Linked DNA regions of Homo sapiens: region 1 is linked to region 2. Evidence: chromatin loops called from intact Hi-C (ENCODE). Cell type or tissue: CD4-positive, alpha-beta T cell. All regions are shown on one strand. Each heading gives the region's core, and the rest is flanking DNA. Links, peaks and the distances in the headings are about the cores only. Region 1 holds the start of LINC02427 (long intergenic non-protein coding RNA 2427). Region 2 overlaps IRF2 (interferon regulatory factor 2).

Region 1 (11,134 bases), core at 1,614-9,613, 120 kb after region 2:
ATACAGTATAGTAATGTAGCATTTACACTGTATTTGGTACTATAAGTAATTGATACGGTTTGGCTGTGTCCCCACCCACCCAAATCTCATCTTCAATTGTAGCTCCCATAATTCCCACATGTTGTGGGAGGGACCTGGTGGGAGATCATTGAATCATGGGGGCAGCTTCCCCCATACTGTTCTTGTGGTAGTGAATAAGTCTCACGAGATCTGATGATTTTATAAGGGGTTTCCTCTTTCGCTTGATTCTGATTCTCTCTTTCCTGCCACCATGTAAGACGTGCCTTTCACCTTCCACCATGATTGTGAGGCCTCCACAGCCACGTGGAACTGTGAGTCCGTTCTTTTTCTTTATAAATTACCCAGTCTCGGGTATGTCTTTATCAGTAGCATGAAAACGGACTAATACAGTAATCTTGAGATGATTTAAAGTATATGGGAGGATGTGTGTAGGTTATATGCAAATGGAATTTGGTATCTTTGAGGGTCCTGAAATCAATCCCCCTTGGGTACTGAGGGATGACAGTATTTTGTATGTACAGTGTAATAAGTATTGGCACATGAATATGCTTGTAAAACCATCATCACAATCAAAATAATGAACATATCTATCACCCTTGGAAACTTTCTAGGGCCCCTTTGAAATCCCTCCCTCTTGCCCCTCCTTCCCAGACCACCTTTCTGTTGTTATACATGCATTTGCATCTTGTAGAATTTTTATAAGTGAAAATCATACAATATGTACGTTTTTATTTGCCTTGCTTGTCTCACACAGCATAATAATTTTGAGATTCATCCATGTTGCAGCATGCCCCAATAGTTCCCTCCCTGTTATTGCTGAGTACTATTTAAATATACCACAGTTTGTTTATCCATTCACCTGCTGATAGACATTTGGGTTATTTCCAGCTTGGGTCTATTACAAGTAAAGCTTCTACGAACATTCAAATACACGTCTTTGTAGAGACATATGCTTTCATTTGTCCAGGCTAAATATGAGAATGGAATAGCCAGATCAGATGACAGGTGTACATTTAAATTTTTAAGAAACTGCAAAACTGTTTTGCAGAGTATTTGCACAGTTTTATATTCCCACCAGCAGTGAATAAGAGTTCCAGATCCTCCACATCCAAACAACACTTAGCATATAGTCAGATTTTTTTTATTTTTATCATTCCAGTAGGTGTGGTTTCTCCTTGTGGTTTTAATTTGCATTTCCCTGAGAAATTACTTAATGGGTACAATACACATTATTTGGGGACGGATATTGTAAAAGCTTTTACTTCACTGCTATGTAATGAATGCATATAACAAAATTGCACTTGTGCCTGTAAATTTATACACATAAAAAATTTTGCATTTCTCTACTGACTAATGAAGTTGAGCATCTTTTCATGTGCTTATTTGCCATCCACAGGCTTTCTTTGAACAAGTGTCGTTCAAATCTTTTGCTCATTTTTTAATTGAGTTGTTTGCTTTCTTATTGTTGGCTTTTGAGAGTTTTTTTTAATATCATAGATACCAATCCTTTAACAGATATGATTTTCAAATATTATCTCCCAGTCTCTTTATTCTCTTGAGAGCGTCTCTGAGATATATATATACAATAGAATATTATTTAGTCCCAAAATACTGTTTATGGCAAAATAGATTAATCTGAAGGACATTATGCTAAGTGAAATTAACAAGCACAGAAAGACAAATATTGAATAATCTTACTTATATGTGGATCTAATAAGTTAAATTCATAGACATAGAGAATAGAATGATGGTTACCAGAGGTTGAGGTGGTAGGGTGGTGAGGATGCAGGGAATGAGGAGCTGTTAATCAAAGGGCACAAGTTTCAGACAGACAAGGGGAATAGACTTTGAGATCTATTGCACAGCAAAGTAACCAGAGTCATAATAATGTGTTATATATTTCAGAATAACACGGTAAATTTCAAATGTCTCACCCTAAAAAATGACAGTAAGCAAGGTGATGGACATGTTTAATTAGCTTGATTTAATCATGTCATATTGTATACATATATCAAGGCATCACATTGTACCCAATAAATGTATAAAATTAAGATCTGTCCATCAAAAATAATATTAGTAATAAAATTTTAACTAAAAAAATTAAAAGCAGAATTTTTAATTTGGGTGAGTCCAATTTATCAATATTCTTTTTATGCCTAGTGCTTTTGATGTCCTATTGAAGAAATTTTTACCAGAGAAATTAAAGAGCTAAATGAATGGAGAAATACACCTTATTCATGGGCATGCACGTATATGACTCAATATTGTTGATATGTCAGTTAAATCTATTGATCTACAGATTTAAGAGAATCCCAATTACAATCTTAGCAAAGTTTTTAATATAAATTGAAAAGCTAATTCTAAAATTCACAGGGAAATTAAAGGACTTGGAACAGCCCAAACAACTTTTAAAATGGAGAATGAAGTTGAAGGGCTAACACTACCTGATTTGAAGGTTTATTATAAAGGTACAGTAATCAGGACAGTGTTATCTTGGCATAGAGATAGACAAATAGGCTAATGAAACAGAATAGAGAGAACAGAATTATTTCCACAAACGTGGGTGATTAATTTTTGACAAAGTTAAAGGAAATTCTGTGGAAAAACAATAGTCTTTTCAGCCAATGATACTGAAACAATTAGATATCCATTTGCTGAAAGAAAAAAAAGAACTTCAATCTATACCTGTATCTATGAGCGCCATGGCTCATGCCTGTAATCCCAGCACTCTGGGAGGTCGAAGCAGGCAGATCACCTGAGCTCAGGAGTTTGAGACCAGCCTGGGCAACATGGTGAAACCCCATCTCTACTAAAAATACAAAAATTAGCCAAGCGTGGTGTCGCACGCCTGTAGTCCCAGCTACTTGGGGGGCCGAGGCAGAAGAATCCCTGGTACCCAGGAGGCGGAGTTTGTAGTGAGCCGAGATCGCGCCACTGCACTCCAGCCTGGGCAAGAGTGAGACCATGCCTCAAAAAAAAGAAAAAAAAAAAAGTACGGGTGCGGTGGCTCACGCCTTTAATCCCAGCACTTTGGAAGGCCGAGACGGGCGGATCACGAGGTCAGGAGATCGAGACCATCCTGGCTAACGCGGTGAAACCCCGTCTCTACTAAAAAGACAAAAAATTAGCCGGGCGTGGTGGCGGGCGCCTGTAGTCCCAGCTACTCGGGAGGCTGAGACAGGAGAATGGCATGAACCCGGGAGGCGGAGCTTGCAGTGAGCCGAGATCGCGCCACTGCACTCCAGCCTGGGCGACAAGAGAGAGACTCCATCTCAAAAAAAGAAAAAAAAAATCAGGGCTCCAGATGAGTTGGGAAAAAATGGGGAAACTAAGCAATGTGGGAGGAGGCTAGAGTTGGAGAAAAAGATACCCGTTAAGGATCTGGTGAGGTAAGGTTCTGCCCGCTGGAAGCTGAGATACTGAATTGGGTGAGAACAAGAACTGAGTCAGTGTCCTTGGGAAGTGGCCGGAATCTTGGGAACACAATCTCAATTTTCCTTACAAAGTGACCTCAGCTGACATACCTCAGGAACAAAAAGAGCAATGTTTAAATAGAACCTGAATTATCCCCCTCTCCTATTAAGAACCTGATGAGAATACATACTCATGGCCTCCTCCTCGAAAAAATCACAATTTGATGTGTAGGCCCCCCTGGGGCTGTGCAGTGACTGATCTGAGGCTGTGAAACAATGTTAACAACAGAAGATAAGGCTTGCATCTCTGCCAGATGCATTCATTATCAGAAAGAACGTAGACTCGGACATGCTACCTTCAAAACAAAAAGAGTGAGGGGCAGAGTCATACCCAATTTTATCCTGGGCTATTCCTATTAGGAAAGGATTTATCAAGATATTTTAATGCTTTAGACAGGACATCAATTAGGTACATCTTTAATTTGAAAATAATAAATTTGGGCTGAGCACAGTGGCCCATGTCTGTACTCCCAGCACTTTGGGAGGCCAAGGTGGGAGGATCACTTGAGGCCAGGCCAAGACTAGCCTGGACAACACAGCAAGACTCCACCTCTACAAAAGATAAAAATAAAAAATTAGCTAGGCATGGTGGCACACATCTGTGGGTCCCAGCTACTTGGGAGGCTGAAACATAAGGATTACTTAAGCCCAGAGGTCAAGGCTGAAGTGAGCCATGATTGTACCACTGCACTCCAGCCTGGGTGACAAAGTGAGACTCTGCCTCAAAAAAATAAAAATAAATAAATAATAAATTTGAAAGTATTGTTTTAATTCTTTATTATAAGCATGCCTAATAAATACACAGAAGAACAAAGACTAATTCAATTTAAATCAGTATTTTTTCCATTCGGGAAACAGAGCACAGAACAGTGGTACTTTCATGATTCCATCTCTAACATTTAGGTAAGAAAATATCTTGTAATCCTGAAGTAAGTTCACAGTGACTGCTGTTCTCTACTAAAGTCCATCCATCCTGAATTGAATGACACTCTGAAGAATGTTACTACACATTCCACAGCCCTCTGTGAGGAAATGGCCTTGAGTCAAAAAAGAACTGCTGGAAGAATCTATCATTCTTAAACTATGGCTCTCCCTCCCATTTATTTCTCATAACAACAGAGCAAAACAGAAACCAAGAAACAAGATCATAACTCAGAACACTGCAGCTATTTTTTCACAATCTGCCCACTTCTTAAATAGACATGAAATATTGTAACTAGCTATATTCAGATACTACAGGAAACAGAAAGACCAGAAGAAAAACCTCAAACATCCGGCCTTCATCTTTCCTCTACATTAAATCTACTTTTCTTCCTAACTACAAATGTCTCCTCTCAAGAAGTTAAAACTGGGCATAATGCCATGGAGAATGACCAGGTTCACACTTTTCCAGAATTAGCATTTCTCAGATAAACACGCAACCCACATATCAGGAAAATTACCATTTATCAGAGGGGACCAATCCTAAAAGTTCTGTTAGAACACCAGAAATGATATTGATATGCAAGCAACGCGACATATCGAGGGTTCTGTGAGTGTATATTCCTTTGGATCTTTCAGGAAACCTTTCAGCTATACTTATGGTGATAAGGTATATACTATAGTATACAGTATATATATATAGTATGGTGATAAGGTGTATCCTTTCAGTTTTACTTATGGTGACAGGTTATACTTATGGTGGAGTTGAGTCAGTGTCTTTATGGAGCTTTGCTGGAACCTAACATCTCTCTTGTTGTCCAAAGCAACAACCTCAGGAGATAACAAAAGAATCCTGGTGAGCAGAACATCAGCAGTGAAGACTGCACTTTTTGTCTCATGTATCAGTTGAAAATAAATGAATGGCACCTCTGACCTGGAACCAACTAACTCTGCACTTTAAGTGGCAGCTTGGGGCAAACTGAAGGATTTGATGTCAATTACTGTGTTTTATGGGCTATATATGCTGAAAAGATTTTCATTCTGTTTTGAAACAAAATAAAAGGACCTGGCACAAAAGTGACTATGCCCTGACACTCTGTACAAACCAAACTTGTGTGTTAACATTGTTTCAGATTTTTAACATCCCAACTTCACAGGCTAGACTGAAATCCCAAAATTTTACTTTTAGTACACTTCAATGATTTCTTATAAATTTCCCCACTTTGATATTGAATAATGATGATGATGATGGTGGTGATGGCAACAGACACCTCTTAATAAACACTCACTGTGGGCCAGGTCCTATGCTAAGCCCATTAAACGCATCAACTTGTCACCACTGGTACAACCCTACATGATAAGTATTACTATTTCCAGTTTACAGACGAAGAAACTGAGGTTCAAGGAGATTAGACAACCTGTCCAAAGTTACACAGCTAAGGGGTAAAGGGAACTTAACACCCAAGTCTGTGCTCCTTCTTCACTAAATCTTCGACTTCTTAGATGTCAAACTCTGAAAATTTTCTCTTTTTTCCTATAATCTGCCATGCTTCTACCCTTTTCCTACTTCTCTCCTACTGAGGCTGTTCAGGAATATCTCATGATGAACTCCAGCTCTAAATTCATTTGAAAAAATATTTACTGAGTGCTCACATTAATGCTTCATTCGGTGATTTGCAAAGGTTTCTTAGGAGCCCACTGTGTGCTAGATGCTGTGCTGGGTGCTGAGGATTCATCGGTTCACAACATTGACAAAAATGCCCCGCCCACGTGGAGCTAACATTCCAGAGAAGGCAAAAAGACAATAAAGATAGAGATAAGAAATACAGGGATGGCTCAAAGATAATAAATGCTAAAGGAAAGCAGGCTAGGGGAACGGGAAGAGAGAATATTAGGGAAGATGTACACGTGTGTAGGACTGCAATTTTAAATGTTAGGAAAACATAATATTTGAGCAAAGACTTTCTGGGGTATGAGGGTTAGTTTTATGTGTCAACTTGGCTAGGCTATTATTAATTATTATTATTTAATTAAATTATTTAATCAAACACTAATCTAGCTGTTACTGTGAAGGTATTTTGTAGATGCGGTCTGCTTTGAACGGCATTTCTAGCGGCCCTGGCCTTGTATTACACTGGACACTCTACTGATTACCAACTCACTCACTTTTGGGAGACTGTGGGGTTTAGGAACTATGTTGACATACTTTATTTTGAACTGCCTTCACAAAAACTGACAAGCAGGGAGGACCGGTAATATCACCCTTATTTTACAGACAAGAAACTAAGACTCAAAGAGGGAGACTAACCTGTAAGAGATAACAGAATAAATAGCAGAGCTGGGTGTCAGGCCACCATCCTATCCTTCTTGACAATATACTGGAAAGGAATTTGCAATCACTTCTAACTGCTCACCTTCCAGCCACCATTCACTCTTCAACCATTTCAATCTGACACACCCCCTAACTCAGATGTTTTGCTTTTTTAGGGGGGTGAGGTGGGGACTGTAGTTTTCCATGAATTACATACATTAAGGGTGTCTGTCAGTCAAGCGGCGCCTTAAGGAGATGTCTCATTCCCCCAGGCTACTGTCTTCAGAACAAACACATTAACCAAAACCAGTGAAAAGAACATGATAAGAATCCCGGGCCCAAGGATTACAAAGTACACAGCTCAGAACAATCTCTAAAGGAAGCACGCAGGGTAAAATACCCAACAGCCTCCTCTACGTTCCTCTAAATTTCCCACTGAAATCCCTTAAAGAGAAAACATTCACCACTACAATAATATCCAAGATTGTCAGCCTATCCCACAGTCTGGGAGGGATTCCTACAACTCCAAGGACGATGTGACCAAGGACAACAGCCAGCAGGAACCACCTGTGCTGGGCCCCCGCAGCGAGGGGCAAACACCTCTCTCCCGGTTCAGAGAAGCAAGATCTGTGCCCAACAAAAAACTAGACAGCCGTCTCTCTCTGTGGTGCCTGCTGCTTTTTTGTGAAAGAAAAACATAAGCTGTTCCCAATACCTTCCCAAGCAGCCGACAAACGAGGGCTCTTCCGCCTTAAACTTTCCCCATACCGGGCGGAGCCCCAAGCCACAGGAAACCTCCAGCAGGAAGTCGGGCTGCCAGGGCGGTGGCGGGCGCGGTGCATCCTGGGAGTTGTAGTCCGTTCTCGGAGGCGCAGGCGCAGTGGTGAAGGCGGGGAGCTGGGGGCAGCACCGCAGAGGATTGTACTTTTTCCTGAATGATACAGTCCTCCTTCCACATCCTTGGGGAATTGGTTCCAGGACCTGTGCTGATACCAAATCCGGAATGCTCAAGTCCCTGATATAAAATGGCGTAATATTTGCATATCGCCTACGCACATCCTCCGTGTACTTTAAATCTTCTCTGGATTATTTCTAATACCTAATGCAATGTAAATAATTGTTATACTGTGTTGTTTAGGGAATAATGGTAAGGAAAAGTCTGTACGTGTTCAGTACAGATGCAATTTATTAAAGGATATTTTCGATTCCTGGTTGATTGAATCCATCGGTGGGGAACACTGTGGATACCGAGGGCCAAATGTATGAGGGTGTCGAAAAAAAGTCAGGGGGTGCCGTTAGGAGACCTCGTTTCACAGAGGGAGGGTGATCTGATGAATGTCGGCCGCACAGGAAGACTTGGCTTGGAAACGGGTGTCGGCCTCCGTCCAGTCTCAGATCTGAAATGGACTGAGATAGCCCCCAAGTGGACAGAGTGGGGTGAAGAATAACCCACACGATCTACAAACGGGACTGTGGAACTGTGACAAAACGTCGTAGAATCAAGGAAGGCGAGCCGACGCAGACTCAGAGAAAGAACAAACCTCAGAGTCATCTACCTTATAAATAGAACTTTTTAAAAAATTTTTGGCTTCTTCAAAAACTATCCCCCCAAAAAAAACAACAACAAAAAGCACCAACGCATATTATATATTAGGACTTGTAGGCAAATGAACGTATGGCACAGTCTGGACTCATATACATCAAAATGTTAAAATTAGTCTTCTTTGGATGAGAGTGTTGCATTTTATAAAACTTATGTGTATTTTCCTCATTGTTTACAAAGATGAAATAATTTTTTGGTTTGAAATAAGTATAAAGAAAAACACATAGAGCAATTTTTAAACACCTTGGTATCTACGACAAAGTTTTATCATATTTACTTCAGATCCTTCCTCTCTTCCTTCCTTCCTTCCTCCCTGTTTCTTTCTAGAAAAGAAAAGAAAACCAAAAAAATTATGGCCGTGCACGATTGCTCATACCTGTAATCCCAGCACTTTGGGAGGCCGAGCCGGGCGGATCACAAGGTCAAGAGTTCAAGACCATCCTGGCCAACATGGTGAAACCCCGTCTCTACTAAAAATACAAAAATTACCTGGGCGTGGTGGCACGCACCTGTAGTCCCAGCTACTCGGGAGAATAAGGCAGAAGAATCGCTTAAGCCTGAGAGGCAGAGGTTGCAGTGAGCTGAAACTGTGCCACTGCACACCAGCCTGGGTGACAGAGTGAGACTCTGTCTAAAAAAAAAAAAAAAAAAAAGAAAATTGAATTTGACTAATGACTAATGAAATGGGTTGTGTGGAAGACCTGGGTGACCAAATAAAATGCATAACTGTGCAAGTCAAATGCCTGCCACCCAATCTTCATTCTTGTGGAATTTTGAAGTTGGCCAGATAGCCAGTCTCAAAAAATCTCCATCCCCAAAAAACACACATGCAAAAAACAAAAACTTTACAAGTAGTGTCCCTTATGTAGCCCTTTGTCCTCTGCAGGGAAATGCATACATACATACATAGATTCTGCAGAGTATTTATGTATATGTCTCTGTGTTTTTGTTTTTTGAGACAGGGTCTCACTCTGTCTCTCAGAACTGGAGTGCAATAGCACTCATGGCTCATTGCAGCCTCAACCTCCCCGGGTTAAGGTGATCCTCCCATCTCAGTCTCCCTAATAGCTGGGACTACAGGCACACACCACCATGCCTGGCTAATTTTTTGTAGTTTTGTAGAGATGGGGTTTCACCATGTTGCCCAGGCTGGTCTCCAACTTCTGGGCTCAAGCAATCTGCCTGCCTCAGCTTCCCAAATTGATGGGATTACAGGCATGAGTCACCATGACCAGCTCAACAAATTTTTTAAATCAAAATCATATCAAGTATCTTATCAGACTACAATGGAGTCAAACTAGAAATCAATAAAAAGAGAAACTTCAGAAACTGTACAGATACAGGGAGCTCGAACAGCCTGCTTCAGAACAACCATTAAGAAAAAAATTCAAAAATTTCTTGAAAGAAATGAAAATATAAACAACATACAAAAACCTGTGGGATACAGCAAAAGCAATGCTAAGAGGGAAGTTTATAGCAATAAATGCCTGCATCAAAAAAATAGAAAAGTATGTCAAATATACAACTTAATGATGCACCTCAAGGAACTAGAACAGCAAGAATAAATCACACCCAAAATTAGAAGAAGGAAAGAAATAATACATATCAGAGCAGAACTAGGAGGTTGAAGATTATACGGTATATATAAAGTCTTGATAAATTTTGACAAGAAGGCCTTTTTTCTTTACATCAAATAGCAGGATCTCACAAGAGAGAAAGCCTGCTACTTAAATAGAACATAGTTAAATTAGTTATTGGGACTGTGCTTTCACCTAATTAATCAGCTCCTTTTAGGGGAGGGGAGGAGTGGATTCTAGTGAGACAACCACCTGGGAATTTAAATCTACAATCAAGGAATATATAGTTGGAGCCAAAAGATGAGGTTCTTAATCAGAGAACTTAGATAAAACCCAGGAAATTCAGAGAAGGGAAAGCTGGAATTTTCTAAAAGTTAGGTATAAACAACCAAATATGGAGTCCAGCATAAAACATCTTTTTTTGTGATTTTTATTTCTTCAATTACTTAAGATTTGGCTGTTAGTAGTATTTATATTATTGATACTATATTTATACTATTATTTGGTTATTTGGATTTATTGGAGTATTATATTGATTAAGATAATAATACTACATAATAATATAATAAATAACAAATAATACTACATAAAAGATAACAAAGAAATAAAACAGTAACAGTCAATTCTCAATTATCTGTACTAAGGGAGGGGAAGGCCGAGTACAAATCATTAAGAATTATTAATCCCTCTAGTTGGGTGAAAGTTATGGCCCTTGCTTTTAGTGGCAATGGCACCTGAATCCTGACCCAGCTGTCAGCCAGGCATCCGAACTGCTGAGATAGCTTCCATCACAAATAAAATATCTAGTGAAACGCCAGGTGTGGTGGCTCACGCCTCTAATCCCAGCACTTTGGGAAGCCAAGGTGGGGGGGCGGTGAATCACGAGGTCTGGAGTCTGGAGTTCAAGACCAGCCTGGCTAATATGGTGAAACCCCGTCACTACTAAAATTACAAAAATTAGCCGTGTGTAGTGGCATGCACCTGTAGTCCCAGCTACTTGGGAGGCTGAGGCAGGAGAATCACTTGAACCCGGGAGGCAGAGGTTGCAGTGAGCCAAGATTGTGCCACTGCACACTCCAGCCTGGGAGATAGAGTGAGACTCCATCTCAAAAAAAAAAAAAATCTATATCTATATATATAGTGAAAAAGAAACTTAAAACAGTTCTGTTTTGACTATATCAACAGCAAAGTTTAAGTCTAATATAAATATTACTACTATAGCCAGGCA
Region 2 (11,134 bases), core at 1,588-9,587:
ACTCATCTGTGCAAAGCCAGTCTCTTTGAAGCCAGATTTAAGGACATCAAATTTAAGGACATCTCTAAGTCTCTGCTAACAGAACGTGTAGGCTGACAGCTGGACTTCACAAGCAGGTCAGGGAACTGGACCTTGGCGAGTGCACACACCCAGCACAGAGGCGCAATGCCACTGACAACAGAAGCTCTCGTAAGACAGGCTGGGGCCTCCTGCCCGGTCCCAGAACCACCTTCCTTCTGCTCCTTGCTTGGAATGAGGCCATCGTCATTCTCTTCCTCCCTTCTCTCACTGCAGCTTCCCTCTTGACTTTTTCCCTTAGCTCACTTTTCTCTGCATCTTCTCTGCGGGCCTTTGTCTGCATCTCTTAGAGAAGGCATCAGTTTCCAAAGCTACCAACGCCATTCTCAAGTAAATGACCACACATCTGCCCGTTGGGCACTCACTCAAGTGCTGTACCCTCCAACTTTCTAGCTGGCATTTACCTTCAGGGCTCTCTGTCACTTCAAAGGCAGCATGTCCAAAGCGAAACACCCTCTCCACAAAACGACCTGCATTCCCAACACTCGCTTCTGAAGGTGCAAAACGCCGGGGCCTCCTCTTTAGGCCGCTCTTATCTGCATCCTCCGTACCCTCTTCCACTTTCTGGAGAAATGTCTCCTCCCTCCATGCCAGTGGCACCAGCTACTGCCTTTCCACAGCAGTCTCTCCTGCCTCCCACTCCTTCCCATCCCGGTGAGAAAGGCCTCCCTTACATATCAATTCCCGCCTGCTCTAAGTGTGCTACAAGGAGTTCAACTGTGTCTCATTCCGTAAAACTGTCCCTCAAGCTCTTCCAACTGGGTTCGGAGCTCCCGTTCTGAGCTACCACATGGGAAGGGAGGATCCCGGGCAGGCAGAATAAGCCTGATAACCTGCTTCACCCAGGGCATCTCTCATCTTATCTGTTTTTCAAGTGAGTTGCTGGTGTGTGCTTTCATTTGATTAAAGTTTAAAAACTGAAGACCTCTTCCAACTAGTGAAGGGATCACTCCAGTAGCAGCCCTGCCAGGGAGTGTGCTGTGTTTTAATCCAGCTCAGGTCACTGTTAGAGCCAACAGCTCTATGAGAAAGAGCAGCCGAACCCCTATCTGCTTTTCTGTAACTTCTACCCATAGGTCTGTGCTCAGAACGAATACAGACCAGGCCTAATCTTTTCCAAGCGACTTTGGCAGCCCTTCCCAATTCTGTCTCCTTCATAACACTAACACTTTGATCCGGAAGCACTTTACAGTTTCAAGCATGTATGTTTCAGCTGCAAACAACCCTCCGAAGCAGGAAGTACCCATTTCTATTCGCCCCACCTACATGCCTGTATTTCCCATTGCCCTCTCACACAAACTCCTGCTCTAATTAAGCCAGTTTCCTGTCTCATCCAGGAAAGACAAACCAACTGTAATCTCCAGGCCTTCATTCCTGATGCCCCTAGTGCTGCGGAAGGACCAGTTTGACCCTGTCCACCCCTCAAGGCCTGGCTTAGGCCCCAAAGGCTACGAGGCACCCGGTGGACAAACTTGGATTCAAATCTCAGCTCTGTAAAGCAATGCAGCCTTGGGAAAATGAATCAGCTTCTCTGTGCACCCATTTCCTAAATGTATAAAAGGGAAATGACCTGCCCATCACAGGGAGAACTCAGTGAGACAAAAATCATAGCTGGGAACTTGGAATCAGCTCAAAAATATCAACTAGCACCCCTCTGTTTTAACTACTTCTATTCTTACTGTTCTTGGCCTTGTCTGAAGTCTCAGAGCAAACCGTTCCATGATATTTTCTGAAACATATACATGCACTGATGATGTAGAATCCAGGATTTCTCATTATTGTTTTTCTTTCTTTTTTGAGGTGGGGAAGGGGTCCTGCTCTGTTGCCCAGGCTGGAGCGCAGTGGTGCAATCACGGCTCACTGCAGCCTCAAACTCCTGGGCTCAAGCCATCCTCCTACACCTCAGCCTCCTGAGTAGCTGGGACAGGCATGTACCACTGTACCCAGCTGTTTTTCTTGTTCTTATTTCCTTAGATAACCAGTTACCGCCGCACAGGTGGGGCTTAGCTCAAGGAAAACATGGCTGACTGAGTTTGTAGGGATATGCTCACAAAGCGAAATGTCAGAGGATGCTGAGGCCGTTTCTGCACCTGCCACATGGCCAATGGGCCTTGGGTGTTCCAGTCTTGGGGAGACTATTTGTTGGGGGACATATAGCATGGAGATAAATCATGAGTGACCCCAAGAAAATTCTAATACTTGGCCTACATGTTGTAAACATTGTTTGCTAATTAAAACTTCAACTTGAAGATTGGGAAAAGCTTGCTTCAACAGCAAATATTCATACCTAGTTACCATATGAAAGACAAATTTCCTCAGTAGAAGAAACCTACGTAGTGTATCCAGTTACATATTTGGATAGACTAAGTAGGTTTAGTATATTTGCACAGGATATATTAACTCAGTGCTTGGGTGTTTTGATACACAATTAAAAAGTAATATATTAATAGCTAGTAATTGTCCTCTGACTTTCCAATTCCAGACGCCCTAGGGAGTTCACTTTTCAAACACTCTACAGAGACACTGAGTCCACACAATAGCTTGAACAGCCAGGAAGCACAGAACTCGGGAAGCCCACTGGCCTCTTCTGAGCTTCCCTGCTACACTGGAAAGCACAATGCAAGTAGATCTAAATTCAAAAGTAAGGCTGTGTTTAGGCCTAATGAATCACCTGCCTTCCGCTGAAGGAATCAGGTCCTTTCAAGAAAAAAGTTTCAGGTATGAATCATATCTTCACGGCACAAGGATTTCATAAAACACACTTGGCTGAGGTGGCTCTTGACCCACACGGCTGCACCTAACGGGATCTCTCACTTACTTCCCTGGGCCAGGATGGTCAAGCCCACCCAGGACCGTGCCTTCCACAACTTGCTCATTTCAGGGCCATGTGAAGACACCACCAGTGCCCATGTGGCTGTAGAGATCCCAGACAAACGGGACCACCACATGGCATGAACTACTAAGATGTACATTTCCTCGCATTGCCACATCCCTGAAAGAGGACATGCCTTTCAATCCATTACGTGTCATGGTTTCATTGCAAGCAGTTTTTCTAAGAGATACATAAAATAACAGTGCATCTTAGCATCATTGGCATCTGGCGTTCGATGGAATACAGTGGGTACATGTGAGCAAAGTGTGTTGAAAAGGCAACATCTGTTACTCCGTTCTTATTTCTCCATTAACTGCGATTATGAAATTAAATCTGCATCCTAATGGAAAACCCCTCACTCCCACCCCACATATCCTACTTATTTATACATCTATTTAGTCAACAAATGCGGATGCATCTATTCAGTTATCAAATACGTATTAGTGATCTGTTCTGGGCCAGGCACTGAGCTAGATAATGGGAAAAGAGTAGTAAATACGATTCAGTCACACTTGAAATTGTAGCAAATTCTCACACATGTGTGAGAAAGCTGTGCTTTTCTGACTAAATAACATGAATCAAAACGTAGGCCTTAAAAATACAAACTCAGCCAGGCTCACACTTGTAATTCCAACATTTTGGGAAGCCGAGGCAAGAGGATTACTTGAGGCCAGGAGTTTGAGACCAGCCTGGGCAACAGAATGAAACCTCACCTCTATAAAAGAAAATTTTTTTAAATTATCCATGCTTGGTGGCACACACCTGTAGACCCAACTACTAGAGGGAGGCTGAGGCGGGAGGATCACCTGAGCCCGGGAGGTTGGGGCTGCAGTGAGCTATGATCGCGTCACTTCACTCCAGCCTGGGTGACAGAGTAAGACCTTGTCTCAAAAAAAAAACAAAAAAAAAAAAAAACGAAAAAAAAAACTGTGAGAAACGATATGGCTAACAACTAGGTTTGTTCAATTGTAAAAAAAAAAAAATGTTTTAAGAGGTAATATAGGAGAAACATATATCCTTAAAAAATACTTAAAAGACATTCAAAAATCACATGTGGATTTTATATGGGTCTTAATTTAAGTAACAAACTACACGAATGTTATAACATGTATGAAACAACTGAAACTCTGACCACTGGCTGGATATTCACTGATATTGAGAAATTACTGTGAACTTTTTCAGGTACAGTAATGACATCATGGTATTTTTACAGAGCACTTATCTTTTAAATATATATACTGAACTATTATGGAAGAAATGCTATGAGGTTTGGAATTTGCTTCAAATTCCAAAAAATAGTTCAAAAAAAAGCTGAACTATAAAAAATTGTTTTGGGGCCGAGTGCCGTGGCTCACGCCTGTATTCCCAGCACTTTGGGAGACTGAGGTGGGCGAATCACTTAAGGTCAGGAGTTCAAGACCAGCCTGTCCAACATGGTGAAACCCCATCTCTACTAAAAATACAAAAATTAGCTGGGCATGGTGGCACGTGTTTGTAGTCTCAGCTACTCGGGAGGTTGAGGCAGGAGAATCGCTTGAACCCAGGAGGCGGAGGTTGCAATGAGCCAAGATCGCGCCATTGCACTCCAGCCTGTGCCAATAGAGCAAAACTCCATCTCAGTTTAAAAAAAATTAAATAAATAAATTACTTCTGTAAGTCAAAAATGGTTGAAGGGCTGCAATTTCATGTTAGAAGTCAGGAAATGGGAGGGGCTATTGATGAAGCAAAACTGGCCAGGAGCTGATTAAGGTTAAAATTAATCTGAATGATGGCCTATGGGGTAAATTTTACTCAACTGTCTCCTTCCTATGTGCATAAAATCTTTCCACAATGAAAAGTTAAAACAAAATTAGGCCTTTAATACAGTACAATATTTAAATTTAGTTAAAAATAAAAACTAGTAAAAGTGAAACTGAAAGCATCACTGCAAAAACACCCTCCGCCTAAATTTCTTCATCTGCAAAGGGAGGCCAGGGAGCTCGACAATCTCTCTGAGATCCCTGGGTCTGTGACCGCAGTGTATGCTCTCTGCTCAGCCACTGAAGCTCGTCCCCAGTTTTGCAGGGCATATTCGGCTCTTCTCTTACTATTTAACAAGGGCCACCTAATCTATGCATAAAGATCCTCAGACTGTAGGGGAGTTCAGACGACACAGCCTAGTGAGAAGCTGACACACACATGCACATCCCATGGAAAACCCTTGTGGGGTGTGAGAGATGATTCTACAGTGGACAGAAGGCAGCCATTGAGAGCTGTTCTGATAGAGTGCTGACATTGACCACTCTGTCCCCCACCAAAGGGCCTGTGACGGAATGTCTGTAACATAGAGTTCATACATTGTATAGAGGTCTATAACATTTAATACATATTAAAGTATACTTAATAGCCTGAAAATATACTTAATAGTATGAGAATAAGCTGTTGTGGAGTTTAGCTGGCACAAAATGACCACTGGCAACGGCTGTGGTGGCCAGATGGAGGCCTCAGCCTGCCGAGCACAGTGAGAATCTGTGACTTCATTCATAAATTTCCCAGAGAAACGGGATGAGGCAGGGCCCTGTGTACCTCCATGTCTGCAAGTGGATACATGCTGAAGAGCAAACATGTAAAGCACAGAAGACACAAGCAAAGGAAGAAAGAGGACACACTGAGGTCCTGTGACTCATCTTTACAAGGCAGAATATGAGTCATTAATAGGATCCCAACTTTGGCTTTCTCTCTGAATCACCCAAGATTACCTTGATGTGCTTAACTTTGTCTTCTTTTTCTGTCTTTGGTTTCTTTCCTGTGGCAACAAAAATGTAGTTTTGGATTAATTCACGAAGGGCCTCCAGAGAAACATTTCCCTCAAATTAAATTCTTTCTGAAACTCTCAATGAACCTGTTGCTTTAATCTGTACATGGTCAAAATTCCACATGTATCTTTCACTGCCTCTGGTGAATCGAAAGTCTTGTTTCCAAGCCAGGTAGGGGCGGAATGATCCCCTACAGCATGAACAGGCTATTCTACCTGCAAACTGACTGCAGATGTAGAAATGAAGAGATCACGAAGGCACGATGACACAAATTGATTTACCTTATTTTAGTCTGTAAATGCCTTTACCTTTCTTAGAAGGCCGTTCTGATAGGGGCAGCATTCGGTAGACCCTGAAGGCATTATTTCCTTTCTTTATGCTTTTATCCTTGACTTCTTCAATATCAGGCAAGGAATTCATGGCGCATCTGAAATTCGCCTTCCATGTTTTGGGATCAGGTTTATCTACTCCTGGTTGATGCTTTCCTAACAAAAGAGACAAAGATTAAGAAAAAGAGAGAAAACATTAGATACAGAGGAAGGAATTTCTGGAAACACAGTATTGCTGGTCAGGCAGTATAAGGAAACCTTTTCACTCCATGCTATACCTCCAGTGACCAATCGTCCTGGTGTACCTGGGGGTGAGAAAGTTCTTGGGATGTGGGAATTTTGTTTTTAAAACCTGAACAGTTCCAGTCAAACTGGGACAAGTTGGTCACCCTGGTTCTACTGAACAGCTTGAGGAAACTATAAATGCTGGAAGAATGGAGCATCAGCGTAAGAAAAATATAGAAGACTGAGAGGCTGCAAAGTCAACAGGCAGAGGGAAGCTGAGTGCCTCTTTTTCATCTGACGCTCCAACAAAGTCCATTCCTGTAAACAGCTCCCTACGTAAAGGTTGTAATAAATACAGGTATTTCTGACTACCTTTTTGGGGGGGAGATAAATTTGACCAAAGTTTATAGCATCAGAACAACTGAGTTTCTATTCCCCGGTAACACCTAGGGAACTTCTTAGAATACCACATTTATAGGAAATTGAAGGACTAAGAGTGTATGGGATGAGGGGAGCATTACTTCTGAGGGCTGCAGTTTGTACCCCATGTGTCCTGGATGTGCCTAGGGACAAGTCACAGGTTTTTCAGAGCCATCTTCATGAGGTCATAAGCCAGGCTATTTTATGTGTAATAAAAACAAAACTAAGCAAGAGTGCCTTCCTCTATAAACGCCGCAGGGAGTTTTAGTACCTGTATGGATTGCCCAGTTTCTAAAGAGTGGTGCATCTTTTTCCACATCCCACCCATGTCTAGCCGCATGCATCCAGGGGATCTGAAAAATCTTCTTTTCCTGAAAAAAAAAAAAAAAAAAAAGGTAAAGAACTGGAGTCATGGGTTTTGGCCCACCATTGCAAAAGGTTGTGAAGGTCTAGCCAGCAAGATTCCCCAGCAAGCATCGCTGAATGTGTTGACTGCTGACAAGAAAATCTACTGTAAACCAAACCCACTTCCCCCGCTGGATCCCAAATCTTGATAGACTACCCCGAGTGACAGTCAGTCTCGTGAAGTCTTGCAGAGCAGGAATGTTTTCCAAGGTCAAAGGTGATGATTTGACCTTGTGTGTTCCATTATTTGTGCCTCTTTTCTAGTTTTCAATATATTTTTTTGGAGACAGAGTCTCGCTCTGTTGCCCAGGCTGCAGTGTAGTGGCGCGATATCGGCTCACTACAACCTCCACCTCCTGGGTTCAAGAGATTCTCCCACCTCAGCCTCCTGAGTAGCTAGGATTACTGGCATGTGCCACCACGCCTGGCCAAGTTTTGTATTTTTGGTAGAGATGGGGTTTTGCCATGCTGGCCAGGCTGGTCTCGAACTCCTGACCTCAAGTGATCTGCCCACCTCAGGCTTCCAAACTGCTGAGATTACAGGTGTGAGCCACCACACCCGGCCCTGTGCCTCTTTTTTTTATAAAACCACAGAAAAATGGCCACCTACCGAAACTTCTAATGCTTACTCTTATAATTTATTCTCGTCGTTTGGTAAATAGTAACTCCAGCTATCTTAGGTAAATTAAAAATTAGACAAGTTTCCAAAACCCTTGATGCTACTAAAGAAAAGTCGGGTACATCTGAGGCCACTGTCACAGAAACCAAATATCTCCATTTGCTTGTGCATCCAACAGAAATAGAAAGTAATGTTCGAATCCCTGTGGGTCTACTGCCTGCAAGAAATAGCAAGAAGTGCAAACAAAGAGGTAGAGGTTATGAAATGACACATTTTTCTGGAGAAACATCCCTCAATACAATCCTTATATCAGACTATCTCTACATCTCTCTCAGTGTTGAGGTCTGTAACTCAAAACCGCCTCAAGCAACCCTGAAAAACACATGATTGGAAACCCATGGTTTAGTAACAAAGCCGTACTCTTAGTAAAGCTACAGATGAGGAACCTGGCCCAAGCAGCTCTTGTGGCGGTACCGGCAGGTACTAAGGTCCCATTGGCACTGTGCATCTGACTACCCACATCCACAGGGACCTCAGTTTTGTCTTCCTCCCACAGCCTACTGAGTGAGGTATATGTTACGATTTCCATTTTATAGCTGAGGAAACCAAGAAGCAGATTTTAACTATTTAGTCAAGGAACTTGCAGGATAATAAGTGTCTAAGTTCAAAACCCAGGTCATGCGACTCCATATGCTATTACTTAATCACCCACTCATTGTCTCCCAGCTTTTAGATTTGGAAGAGTCCCTGTCCTATGACAGACCAGTTGAGACCTGGATTCTGTGGAGATTAAAGCCCAGGAGGTTGTACTCTTTCAAAGCTCTCAAGGCAGTTCTGGTAATTGCTAGGTATGCGGATCCCTGCACTAGATGCTGAGGAAGGAGAGGAAATGTCAGCAGGGAGTTTCCACCACTTCAGTCTCACATAGTGAAACACAGAAAGGGTCCCAGCTGTCCCCAAAGAGATTCAGCGCCTCTCCACAGAACCAATCACAAAGCCAGAACAAAGACTATTTCAGAACATTGGAGAGTTTCCCAAAACCTGTTAAAAGGAAAATTCTACCATCTTCTAAAAAGTCAGTTATTAAAGGAGAACTGAAAGTGAGAGACTTTTTCATAAATTCCTCGGTGTTCATTCTGTATCATCCACAGAGAGGGCTTCGGGTTAGCCAATTTCAAAAGGACAGTGATCAGAAAGGGGCTGAGTGACATTTTATGCTTTAATGTAGATGAAAATCGACAGCAAAATCACTTAATGCCATTTATTGATGTTCACATGAAAATGAATACAAGTGAAAATTCATTTCGTGAAAGAGCTTTTCCTGAAGTGCATGCCCAGAATCTAAAGCTTTATGCTTAAACACCGAGATTCTTAAGAATTTGCTGTTGCACTTTTTTCTAGATCAAAGGAGTTCTAGGGTGACACAATCTGAAATCTAACTTGCAAGACACAAAATTGATACAGATAAAGTAGATCTTTTTAAGCATCTGCACGCATGCATGCATACACATACACACACACACAACCAAACCTAGTCCCACAGAAACCGCAAAAGCCATGCAACTACAAAAGCGCTGACCAAACCCAGCAACATACACTATGGACCCTCTTGAAATGTGCAACAGGCCTGAGTAGACTGGAATAGTTCAGGTGTTTGTCCCCTCAAAATCTCGTGTTAAAATTTGATCGCTAGTGTTGCAGGTGGGGTCTGGTGGACGGTGTTTGGGTCATGGGGCAGGATCCCTCAAGAATGGCTTGGTGTCGTTCTCGTGGTAATGAGTAAGCTCTCACTCCATTAGCTCCGGTGAGAGCTGATTATTCAAAACAGCCTGTCGCCTGCACCATTCTCTCTTCCTCCCTCTCTTGCCATGTAATGCCCTTTGCCTCCCATCCTGAGGCCTTAACAGAGGCAGATGCCAAGGTCATGCTTCTTGTACAGCCTAGAACCCTGACCCAAAGAAGCCTCGTTTTTTTATAAATTACCCAGCCCCAGGTAGTCCTTTGTAGCAACATGAAACAGACTAACCCACAGACATGTCTCCAAAAAAAGATACACAAATAACAAACGTTGGTGAGGATGTGGAGAAACTGGAATCCTCACACATCGCTGTGGAAATGCAAAATGGTACAGCCACTCTGGAGAAAAAGTTTGGCCATTCCTCAAGAAAGTGAAACACAGAATTACCTGATGATCCAGGAATTTTACACCTGGATATATACCCAAAGAATTCTAAGCCAACATTCAAACCAAAACATAAACGTTCATAGCAGCACTACTTTCAAAAGCCAAAAGATGGAAACAACCCGAGTGTCCATCAGCTGATGAATGGGTAAACAAAATGTGGTATATCCATACAATGGAATATTATTCAGCCACAAAAAGGAATAGAGTATTGACACATGCTACCATGTGGACGAACCTTGAAAACATTATGCTGGATGAAAGAAGCCAGACACAAAAGGCCAAAAATTGAATGATTCCATTTACATGAAATATTCCAGAAAAGACAGAGAGCAGAGAGCAGACAGAGAGCAGAGATCCATAGAGACAGAGAGCAGATTACTGGTTGCCACAAGCTAGGGGGGAGGGAAATGGGAAGTGACTGATTAATGGGTACAGCATTTCCTTTTGGAGGGATAAAAAGTTCTGGAACTGGACAGTGGTGATGGCTGCATGACATCGTGAATGTCACTTTAAAATGGTAAATATTTTTTAAACTACATGTCACCTTTACCTAGTTTTTCATACTTCAGGAAAAAAAAGAAAAGACTAATAAACTTATCAGAAATATCTTTAAAATTGTATCACAGATTCTTTTTTTGAAGAAGACCATATGAAAAGGTAAGAGAAAGCAAGATTCATTTTAAAACTGAAAGAGATTCTGACCAGTAAACATTCTGGTCACAAGTTGTGTGTTCCATGGGACATGACGGTGTTGCTATGTGTGTGTAGACCCCGTGACGTCAGTATGTGCCAGGTGTCTCATCCCCGAGTGACCAGTCCTGCACACGTGGTGGTGGTACATGCTGTGTATAGACAGACGCGCCATGCCAGGGCCCACCATTTGTACGTGTGTGCACAACTCTGCCCATCTGAAGGAAGGCAGGAGAGATGAGCGCTGCTTGACTTCAGAAAAGCATCTGACATTATTTTGAGCAATGTAGAACAATGTTCCTTGGCCCCACATGGAAACTAGTTCTGTTATCTCCTCTGCCTCTTCTTCCCCCCAACATTTGCAAGACGTTCCAATTAGTGTGCTATTTTTGTCTGGACTCCTTACCGTGGTCAGAGATAGCCTGATGTTTACACAAACACAAGTCTACTCTCAAAGTGAAAAAAAGGGAAAGATCTGATGATTCCCCTGCCTTAGTGCATGGATCCAGGAAGAAC

The links. A loop is a pair of places that touch in the nucleus more often than their neighbours do. Peaks named below come from ENCODE experiments on the same cell type or tissue, not always from the same donor. Only the 100,000 strongest peaks of a DNase experiment are listed, where the experiment ranks them.
Region 1: a loop joins it to region 2, with 5 times the contacts of the local background. A loop is called at or near these places in 37 of 110 quality-filtered maps.

The regions. Positions count from the first base shown.
Region 1 is chr4:184,530,061-184,541,194 of GRCh38, forward strand. LINC02427 (long intergenic non-protein coding RNA 2427) reads right to left here and starts at 7,523. Exons shown (of 3, transcript NR_147158.1): 1 at 7,442-7,523. RefSeq lists enhancers at 7,254-7,463, 7,534-7,863. In CD4-positive, alpha-beta T cell, for the core only: a CTCF peak has its summit at 8,112; DNase peaks (open chromatin) are centred at 4,691, 7,531 and 8,121; H3K4me3 peaks cover 2,931 bases; H3K27ac peaks cover 5,049 bases.
Region 2 is chr4:184,412,479-184,423,612 of GRCh38, forward strand. It overlaps IRF2 (interferon regulatory factor 2), which reads right to left. Exons shown (of 9, transcript NM_002199.4): 3 at 6,991-7,090; 4 at 6,054-6,230; 5 at 5,689-5,735. Among named protein-coding and RNA genes, the nearest start is that of LINC02362, 36 kb to the left of the region's middle. RefSeq lists a silencer at 777-1,071 and enhancers at 5,005-5,174, 5,365-5,664, 5,543-6,742. In CD4-positive, alpha-beta T cell, for the core only: no CTCF peak of the experiment used is centred there; DNase peaks (open chromatin) are centred at 4,693, 4,933, 5,603 and 8,653; H3K4me3 peaks cover 2,238 bases; H3K27ac peaks cover 4,103 bases.